2 separate regions of the Homo sapiens genome follow, and region 2 is linked to region 1. Evidence: chromatin loops called from intact Hi-C (ENCODE). Cell type or tissue: IMR-90. All regions are shown on one strand. Each heading gives the region's core, and the rest is flanking DNA. Links, peaks and the distances in the headings are about the cores only.

Region 1 (5,383 bases), core at 107-5,106:
GGAGATTTTTCTCATTGTCTCTTTTTTTTTGAGGCAGAGTCTCGTCCTGTCACCCAGGCTGGAGTGCAGGGGCGCAATCTTGGCTCACTGCTACCTCCGCCTCCCGGGCTCAAGCGATTGATTCTCTTGCATCAGCCTTCCGAGTAGCTGGGGCTACAGGCGCCCGCCACCACGCCCGGCTAATTTTTGTATTTTTAGTAGAGACGATGTTTCACCATATTGGCCAGGCTTGTCTTGATTTCCTGACCTTGTGATCCTCCCGCCTCAGCCTCCCAAAGTGCTGGGATTACAGGTGTGTGCCACCACTCATTATCTCTTATTTTTGTACTTTAAAATCATTATGGTTAGAGAACATCCAGTCAGTCTGAGATATGTGGAGTTTTTTTTTTTTTTTTTGAGACAGAGTCTAGCTCTGTTCCCAAGGCTGGAGCGCAGTGGCATGATCTTGACTCACTGCAACCTCTGCCTCCCAGGTTCAAGCGATCCTCCCACCTCAGTCTCCCGAGTAGCTTGGATTACAGGCACGCATCACCACACCTGGCTAATTTTTCTATTTTTAGTAGAGACAGGATTTCACCATGTTGGCCAGGATGGTCTCGAATTCCTGACCTCAGGTGATCCACCTGCCTTGGCCTCCCAAAGTGCTGGGATTACAGGTGTGAGCCACCACGCTCAGCCTGACATGTGGAGAATTTATCAAGTCCCTATGGCTATCTCACTTCTCAGATCTCCCTGTTAACCTCAGGCTAATGGAGTACCTGCTTCTAAAGTTCTAAATCAAGTGAATCCCCTATGGTAGCAGCAACAGCAGCCAAACTTACTGTTTTCTCAGAATGCCCCACTTTGCTGGGCAACAGAGCTGGGTGGGGGTGATGGGAACAGCCTTGTGCAAAAACACCACAGATTGCACAGTTCTTACCTGAAAAGTTCAGTAGTTTTCACGAATAAATGCTTCTGATTTTGTTGTATTCCTTAGGACAAATTCTGGAGTACTAAAGTGATTGTTTTTGAATTTTGTCCAATTTTAGGATTCCTTTTGAGGGAGGTTTCTTAACGTCCTCACTCTGTCATACTGGAAGCCAGAAATTATTTTTTTTCAGTAGGCAGGAAGGAGAGTATCTGATTATTGTACTTCTGTTAAATTAACTTATTTATTAAAATATTTAGATGGGTTCCAAACCAGACTTTGTTATTTATCTATTTATTTTTTAGAGACAGGGTCTTGCTTTGTCACCCAGGCTAGAGTACAGTGGCTCAGTCATAGCTCACTGTAACCTCAAACTCTTGGGCTCAAGCAATCCTCCTGCCTCAGCCTCCCAAGTAGCCAGGACTATAGGCGTGTGCCACTGTGCCTGGCAAATCTTTTTTAAAATTTTTTTTGTAGAGATGGGGTCTTGCTATGTTGCCCAGGCTGATTTCAAACTCCTGACCTCAAGCAATCCTCCCACCTCTGCCTCCAGAGTCATTGGGATTACAGGCGTGAGCCACTATGTCAGGCCCTCGAACCAGATTTAATATAAAAATGGTCATGTCTTCTTAAGTAGGAACTAAATTATCTTCATTTTCTTTTTCTTTTTATAACTCATGGAGGCCAAGTTCACAAAGACAGGATGCTCCACATGTACCTTCCAGTAGTTTTGTTACCTTATTGCCTCTCACAGGAACAGGTGATTTCATATTTCTAGCTCCAATAGTGCTCTTTCAAAACTTGCTGACATTTCATCTTTTTCCCATTTGGCCAAGATTGGTGGACACATTTGTTGGCCTTAGCACAGCATTTCATAAGTTGTCAGCAGGGAGTTAATAGGTGTTACATGGTCAAATGCGAAATGTGGTATTAAATAATATAAATACCAGTCTCTCCACTGTAGAATTTCTTAGGTCCTTTAATGTGCTAATATGAATTGAGAATGTCCAAGAAAGGAAATAATATACAAAATCTCCCAAAACAATTTTACCAGGGAACCCATTTTAGGAAGCAGTGCTTGGCCAGGTGCGGTGGCTCATGCTTGTAATCCCAACACTTGGGGAGGCTGAGGTGAGCAGATCACCTGAGGTTAGGAGTTCGAGACCAGCTTGGCCATCATGGCAAAACCCTGTCTCTACTAAAAATACAAAAACTAGCCAGACGTGGTGGCAGACACCTGTAATCCCACCTACTTGGGAGGCTCAGGCAGGAGAATAGCTTAAATCCAGGAGGCGGAGGTTGCAGTGAGCTGAGATCACGCCACTGCACTCCAGCCTGGGTGACAGAGCAAGACTCCATCTCAAAAAAAAAAAAAAAAAAAAAAAGCACTGCTTAACACGTATATATCCTTCCCTGCCCACAATTATACATGTTTTGTTGGAAACATGAGTTGATACATGGTATTGCTATGTTTATTTATTTATTTATTTATTTATTTATTTATTTTTTAGACAGAGTCTCACTCTGTCACCCAGGCTGGGGTGCAGTGGTGTGGTCTCGGCCCACTGCAACTTCTGCCTCCCAGGTTCAAGTGATTCTCCTGCCTCAGCCTCCCGAGTAGCTGGGATTACAGGTGCGCACCAACACGCCTGGCTAATTATGGTATTGCAATGTAATGGTATCCACAATGTATGTGTGTAGTTAACTTATAATATGAGCATTGTAGTAAACTGTACAGAATAGAGCCAACCTAACAGACATGAGACTGCTATCTTTAGACAGGCCTGCTGGCAAGATTGGCCCTTGGCTGGTATGTGGGAACTTGGTTTCCCTCTGTTCCCTAACCGGTAAATAGTTCAGTTTGCCTGGTTTGTTGGTACAAATAATGTGATTTATCCTGAACACATGTTTTCCTCCTCAGAGTCTGGAATTTTAGTACGTGCCTCTGAGACCAGCCCCCAGTGAAAACCATGGTCACTAAGTCTCTAATGGGCTTTCCTGGGTAGAAATGTGTACACCTGTTGCTGTATTTTTTTGTTGCTGGAGAAAGGATAGGGAGAGAACATATGGAAGTCTGAGCATGAATTTCTCTAGACTCCTGTCTTTTCCCTTTGCTGACCGTAATGTGTATCTTTCACTGTAATAAACCTTAGCTATGAATACAACTATATCTTGAGTCCTTGGAGACCTGGTGAATCACTGAATGTGTGGGTGGTCTGGGAGATCCCAAGACATAATAAAAATATTGCATGTGTTAGGCTGGGCGTGTGGCTCATGCCTGTACTCCCAGCACTTTGGGAGGCCAAGGCAGGCAGATCACTTGAGCTCAGGAGTTTGAGACCAGCCTGGGCAATATGTCGAAACCCCATCTCTACAAAACATACAAAAATTAGTTGGGCATGGTGGCACACGCCTGTAATCACAGCTACTCAGAAGGCTGAGGTGGGAGGATTGCTTGAGTCCAGGAGTGTGACAGAGCCAGACCCTGTCTAAAAAGGTATATATTGGGCCGGGCGCGGTGGCTCACACCTGTAATCCTAGCACTTTGGGAGGCCGAGGCGGGTGGATCACGAGGTCAGGAGATTGAGACCATCCTGGCTAACACAGTGAAACCCCGTCTCTACTAAAAATACAAAAACTTAGCTGGGCGTGGTGGCGGGCACCTGTAGTCCCAGCTACTTGGGAGGCTGAGGCAGGAGAATGGCATGAACCCGGGAGGCGGAGCTTGCAGTGAGCTGAGATCGCGCCACTGCACTGCAGCCTGGGCGACAGAGCAAGATTCCATCTCAAAAAAACATATATAGTATATATTATATATATTATCTTAATCCTCAGAACATCTCTGTAAGGTAGATAAATATTAATGTTTGTCTTTTTTAGGTGAAGAGACTGAGGTTAGTGAGGTTAAGTAACTTCTTTTGGATCTCAGTTAATAGGTGAGAGAATCCAAATCTGTCTGACTTCAAAGCCTTGGCTTTTAACTATTATACTGCATTGCTTCCCAAAACCATAAATTTTACCTGTAGTGGGTTGAGGGGAATGAATGATGATAGTGGTCTGAGAATGCTTCACGCAGAAGATAGGATTTGAGTTGGTCTCAAAGGATAAATGGGCTGGCCAGGTGTGCAGTGGCTCACGCCTGTAATCCCAGCACTTTGGGAGGCTGGGGCGGGTGGATCACCTGAGGTCAGGAGTTTGAGACCAGCCTGACCAACATGGTGATACCCCATCTCTACTAAAAATGCAAAGGATAGCCGGGTGTGGTGGTGCACACCTGTAATCCCAGCTACTCGGGAGGCTGAGGCAGGAGAATTGCCTGAATCTGGGAAGCGGAGGTTGCAGTGAGCCGAGATCATGCCATTACACTCCAGGCTGGGCAACAAGAGCAAAACTCCATCTCAAAAAAAAAAAAAAAAAAAAAGATAAATGGGCAGAATTGAAATTAAGGGAAGTGGAAAGAGTATTGTCAATAGATAGAATTTCATGATATTAAGGCATGCAAACGGTAAAAATGCAAGATTTGCAAGAAAGACATGTAACTTTCAAATAGTTGGGTGAAATGGAGGATTTACAGTAGAAAGTTTTCCTTCTGTACTTAAAAAAATTTGGCAGCTGCCACAGCATGTTTCTGTTAGTGTTTAGTGTAAGATAATGAATCTGATCTAAAACAATTATATATTTAAGCTTAATAAGTGATACATGTTAGTTTAAGGATAATAAATAAAATAATGTACTTGTTCTGCAAGGACAACCATGATTTCCCAGGTCTTTGCCACCTAAACAAGTGGGAACCCTCATGCTGTTAGCAGTAAAGAACTGTTGAAGCTTTTTTTTTTTTTAAGCAGCATTTTATCTGAAAACAGCATTTCACTCATATTATTTTTTACTTATTTATTCTTTCTGAGACACGGTCTTGCTCTGTTGCCCAGGCTGGAGTGCAGTGGCAGGATCTTGGCTCACTGCAATCTCCGCCTCCCAGGTTCAAGCAATTCTCCTGCCTCAGCCTCCAATTAGCTGGGATTACAGGTGTGCACCACCATCCCCAGCTAATTTTTGTATTTTTAGTAGAGACAGGGTTTAACCATGTTGGTCAGGCTGGTGTCGAACTTCTGACCTCATGTGATCCAGCCACCTCGGCCTCCCAAAGTGCTGGGATTACAGGCATGAGCCACCGTGCCCAGCCTTCACTCATATTAATCTGGTGGTAGTTTGAAGAATATATTGGCTAGAGCCAAGGAGTGAGTCCATTTAGATCACTGCAATCATAGTAGTCTATGCATGAGATAATTAAGAGCTTATAGAATGGTAGAAATGAAAGTGGACAAGAGACATTGTATAGGAGGAATTTCATGACGTAGTGATGGACTGGAGATTTGTGTATTGGTGGGGAGATCCAAAGGATCTGAGTTTGAGTGGTTTGGAAAAAAATGCAGTATCTTAAACAGAAGTATGACATTTAAGCAAATCGTCATGCCA
Region 2 (5,383 bases), core at 74-5,073, 56 kb before region 1:
TGTGTGTGCACGCATTCAGATATCTTAGGTGACTTTGCTTTTGACTTTGTGTTCTAGGAGAGAATTTATATATTTTTTGCCATGTATCTCCAGTGTACATGCAAGATCTCCACTTGGTTGTATAATGACGTTTCAAATTAAGTATATCCAAAATCGAACACTTACATTTGCACTTTCCACCACCCCAAGCCTGCTCTTTTCACTGTCATCCCCATCTCAACAAATAGCAACTCTGTCTTTCCTTACTCAAGCCATATGGCTATGGTTTTTTTGTTGTTGTTGTTGCTCTTTTTTTGAGAGAGTCTCGCTCTGTTACCCAAGCTGGAGTGCAGTGGTGCTGTCTTGGCTCACTGCAACCTCCGCCTCCCGGGTTCAAGTGATTCTCTTGCCTCAGCCTCCCAAGTAGCTGGGATTACAGGCACTTACAGGCACACACCACCATGCCCGCCTAATTTTTGTATTTTTAGTAGAGATGGGGTTTCACCATGTTGGCCAGGCTGGTCTCGAACTCCTGACTTCAAGTGATCCCCCCACCTCGGCCTCCCAAAGTGCTGGGATTATAGGTGTGAGCCACCACACTCAGTTAGCTATGGTCATCTTTTATTCTTTGCTTTCTCTCATATTCCACTTCAAACTATCAGCATGTCTTTTGACTCTTTTTACAAATTTTTGTGGGTAAATAGCAGGTGCATATATTTATGGGGGACATGAGATATTTTAGGCCTGGGGATGGTGGCTCTCCCCTGTAATCCCAGCACTTTGGGAGGCCAAGGCAGGAGGATCACTTGAGCCGAGAAGTTTGACACCAGCCAAGGCAACATGGCGAAATCCTGTCTCTACCAAAAAGAAAAAATTCTTTTTTATGGCTTCATAGTTTCCTATGGTGTATACATGCCACATTTTCTTTATCCAGTCTATCATTGATGAGCATTTGGGTTGGTTCCAAGTCTTTGCTATTGTAAATAGTGCTGCAGTAAACATACGTGTGCATGTGTCTTCATAGTAGAATGATTTATAATCCTTTTGGTAGATACCCACATGTATGAAGCTGGAAACCATCATCCTCAACAAACTAACACGGGAACAGAAAGCCAAACACTGCATGTTCTCACTCATAAGTGGGAGTTGAACAATGAGAACACATGGACACAGGGAGGGGAACATCACACACCGGGACCTGTCGGGGGATGTGGGGAAAGGGGAGGGAGAGCATTAGGACAAATACCTAATGCATGCGGAGCTTAAAACCTAGATGACAGGTTGATAGGTGCAGCAAACCACCATGGCACATGTATACCTATGTAACAAACCTGCACGTTCAGCACATGTATCCCAGAACATAAAGTAAATAAAATTATATATATATATATAAATAAATTAAAAGTTAGCTGGGCATGGTGGCCCATGCCTGTAGTCTCAGCGACTCAGGAGGCTGAAGTGGGAGTATTGCTTGAGCCTGAGAGATCAAGGCTGCAGTGAGTCTTAATCACATTATTGCACTTCAGCCTGGCTGACAGAGCAAGACCTTGTCTCAAAAGAATAAAAAGAGATATTTTGATACAGGCATACAATGCATAATAATCACATCAGGGTAAATGGGGTATCTATCACCTCAAGCATTTATCCTTTGTGTTACAATCTAATTATACTCTTAATTATTTTTAATGTACAATTAAATTATCAACTATAGTTGACTTGTGCTATTAAATACTAGATCTTATTCAGTTTTTCTGATTAATTTTTGTACCCATTAACCTTCCCCACTCCCCTCCTGACTCTCCCCACTACCCTTCCCAGCCTCTGGTAACCATCCTTCTACTTTCTATCTCTATGAGTTCAATTGTTATAATTTTTAGCTCCCACACATAAGTGAGAACATGCCAAGTTCATCTTTCTGTGCCTGGCTTATTGTTCACTTCATATAATGACCTCCAGTTCCATCTATGACAATATCTCATTCTTGTTTATTGCTGCATAGTGCTCTGTTGTGTATATTTGATTTGACTCTTACTTTAACATATATCTGCATCCTGACTTCTCAACACCTTCACCATTGTCGTGCTGGTCTAATTCAGCTCTTTTTTTTTTTCGCTGTCTTGTCCAGGCTGGAGTGCAGTGGCACGATCTCGGCTCGCTGCAGCCTCTGCCTCCCAGGTAGCTGGGAGTACAGGCACCCGCCACCACATCTGGCTACTTTTTGTATTTTTGGTAGAGACCAGGTTTCACCATGTTGGCCAGGCAGGTCTCGAACTCCTCACCTCAAGTGATCTGCCTGCCTTGGCCTTCCAAAGTGTTGGGATTACTGGCGTGAGCCACTGTGCCCAGCCTCATCTCTTGAATAATTGTAGTAGTCTCCTAATTGTTCTTGCTTTTGCTTTTGTTCTTTTGTAGCCTTTTTCTTATTGTAGGAAGCAGTGATAGTTTTAAAATGCAGGTCACAACATGTCTCAGAGACCCACAACCTCTCGTTGCTCATCTCTTTGATAGTAAAAGCCACAATAATGTACTAATGGCCTGCAAAGTCCTACAGGATCTGGACTCCCCTGCACAACTCTCTGACCTCATGTAGATTTTCTTTGACTTCCGTTTTCCTCTTTTTTTTCAGACGGAGTCTCGCTCTGTCACCCAGGCTGGAGTGCAGTTGCGCAATCTCGGCTCACTGCAACCTCTGCCTCCCAGGTTCAAGCGATTCTCCTGCCTCAGCCTCCCAAGTAGCTGGAATTACAGGCACATGCCACCACGCCCGGCTAATTTTTGTACTTTCACTAGAGACGGGGTTTTACCATATTGGCTAGGCTAGTCTTGAACTCCTCACCTCAAATGATTCGCCTGCCTCAGCCTCCCAAAGTGTTGGCATTACAGGCATGAGCCACCCACACCCCGCCCCATTTTCCTCTTGAATGATGATTAAACCCTTTCATAGGCCTATAGCTTGAGGACAAGGAGATGCACACTTTCTGTGTATTAGTAAGCATTGATTTATTCTGGTTCTTCTGTACTGAAGTGTGGTTTACTTTTTTTACTCCCATAATGAATTATCCAATGTTCTGAAATAATCAAATACTTTAAAGACTATGATCTCCAACATGCAGGGCTGCCAAAATGTGTCTGCATCCTTGCTCATTTGGCTTTACTTATAAGATCTCTACCTTCCAGACTGCGAAATGGCTCAGTCTGTCCTCTCCTTTTCTTCTCCAGTATGCATTCTCATTCTTGCCATTAAAAAAAAAAAAAATGTTAGTTGCTCTTTCCAAATATCTGTAGAAAGCTTTGCAGGGCTGAGGCAAGACTGTGCCTGATCAGTTTGTTAGTTCTTACAGACCTTTGATCACTTAACGGGGCAGTATTAGAATAAAAGTTTGGAATTTAAGTCTGCTTTCATGAAGTTAGGCTCCCCTCAATTCAGTTCTATCTGCCTTACAGTTAATGGAACTTCTTCCTAGTTCCTATCACTCTTTCATCTCTCATAGTTCCTATCACTCTTTTATGTGTCAGTCTTTGTAGTGCTGGTATGTTTTCATCATTTTGGCCTATGTAATAGGCTGGATGTCATTATGTGAGTTTTATCCCAGGAACCGTGCTTTTGGATCAGTTTTTTAACTTAGGGTAAATTTCATCGTTCAGGCCTGGCACGGTGGCTCGTACCTGTAATCCCAGCACTCTGGAAGGTCAAGGCAGGAGGATTGCTTGGGCCCAGGAGTTCGAGACCAACCTGGGCAACACACTGACACCCCCATGTCTACCAATTTTTTTTTTTTGAGACAGTCTCACTCTGTCACCCAGGCTGGAGTGCAGTGGCACAATCATGGCTCACTGCAACCTCCACCTCCCGGGTTCAAACAATTCCCGTGCCTCAGCCTCCCAAGTAACTGGGATTACAGTCATGTGCCACCACATCTGGCTAATTTTTGTATTTTTAGTACAGACAGGGCTTCACCCTGTTGGCCAGGCTGGTCTCCAACTCCTGACCTCAGGTGATCCGCCTGCCTCAGCCTCCCAAAGTGCTGGATTATAGGCATGAGCCACCACACCTGGCCCAAATTTTTTTTAAAAAAATTAGCCAGGTGTGGTGGCACATGCCTGTAGTCTCAGCTGCTCAGGAGGCTGAACTGGGAGAATCACTTTGAGCCTGGGAGGTTGGGGCTGTACTCCAGTCTGGGCAACAGAGTGAGACCCTGTCTCAAAAAAAAAATGTTTAGAATCTTGCCTTCACCAACAATTGGCCTTATACAAGACAACGTCTTTATAGATGAAGAATTCTATATAAATATAAAAATATGGAAGTGGGCATCATGCACAGTGATAATTTTATTTAATTAAATAAGCAAAAATTCCACTGTTAACCAGGTATATACAGCATACATATAGGCTTGAGCCAATTTGTGTCATTGGTCAGACCTGGATTTCAACTCTGGCTCTTTGAACTCACTGTGTGACTTGAGGAAAGTTATTTAATCTCGCCCAGCTTTGGTTCTTTTTAGTGTGAAATGGTTTTAAATGGTTGTAAAAGTTTTAAAATGCCTATCTTGCATTTGCAACCTACTTTGAAATATATGGGATAATGTACATATAGTAAAATCCTGTAGACTATGGGTGGTGTTAGATATATAGGTTTTCACAGAACAATTCCACTTTTCTATGTGTTGGAAAATTTTTATAATGTTAGAAAAAATGCCTGTATTGCAGGCTTATTAGGATTAGGTGATATAAAATATGAGAAGTGTCTGGCATGTAATAGGTACTCAACAAATAGTGGTTGTTAAAAGTACTTCAGGGGAGAGATATGCTTTGTAACATCAATAACATAATAAAGCAATTTATGAAATGTTTAAAAGTACATCCCAGTTTTACTGGTCTCCTTCACTCCATAATAACTGAATAAGAATCTCTGGGATGTTGTACATGGGCTTAGCTTTTTATCTCTTTTGTCCTCCCATCTCCCCTTCTGGGGCTGAGAACCACTAATGGGAGGAGGAGAGGAGTGGTGGAGCAAGTAAAGGAGAAAGATCCTCCTCAACACCTTCCCGAGGTTTGGCATTACATAAGACCTCAGAACCAGTTAGGGGAGCCTCAAGAATATAACCAAGATTGATTCCCTGCTCCTGCCCCAGCAGAAGTAGCTGTATCTACTTTTCTTTTCTTTTTTTTTTTTTTTTTTGAGACAGTTTCACTCTTGTCACCCAGGCTAGAGTGCAATGGCTCAATCTCAGCTCACTGGAACCTCCACCTCCCAGGTTCAAGCAGTTCTCTTGCCTCAGCCTCCTGAGTAGCTGGGACTACAGGTGCATGCCACCACACCCAGCTAATTTTTGTATTTTTAGTAGAGATGGGATTTCTCCATATTGGTCAGGCTGGTCTCAAACTTCTGACCTCAGCCTCCCAA

Evidence for each region. Hi-C counts contacts between places; a loop is a spot of excess contacts. Peaks named below come from ENCODE experiments on the same cell type or tissue, not always from the same donor. Only the 100,000 strongest peaks of a DNase experiment are listed, where the experiment ranks them.
Region 2: a loop joins it to region 1, with 3 times the contacts of the local background. A loop is called at or near these places in 1 of 110 quality-filtered maps.

Annotation. Positions count from the first base shown.
Region 1 is chrX:54,206,455-54,211,837 of GRCh38, reverse strand. All of the region lies in intron 22 of WNK3 (WNK lysine deficient protein kinase 3), which reads left to right. Among named protein-coding and RNA genes, the nearest start is that of FAM120C, 26 kb to the right of the region's middle. In IMR-90, for the core only: no CTCF peak of the experiment used is centred there; a DNase peak (open chromatin) is centred at 3,117.
Region 2 is chrX:54,262,706-54,268,088 of GRCh38, reverse strand. All of the region lies in intron 10 of WNK3 (WNK lysine deficient protein kinase 3), which reads left to right. Among named protein-coding and RNA genes, the nearest start is that of FAM120C, 82 kb to the right of the region's middle. In IMR-90, for the core only: no CTCF peak of the experiment used is centred there; no DNase peak of the experiment used is centred there.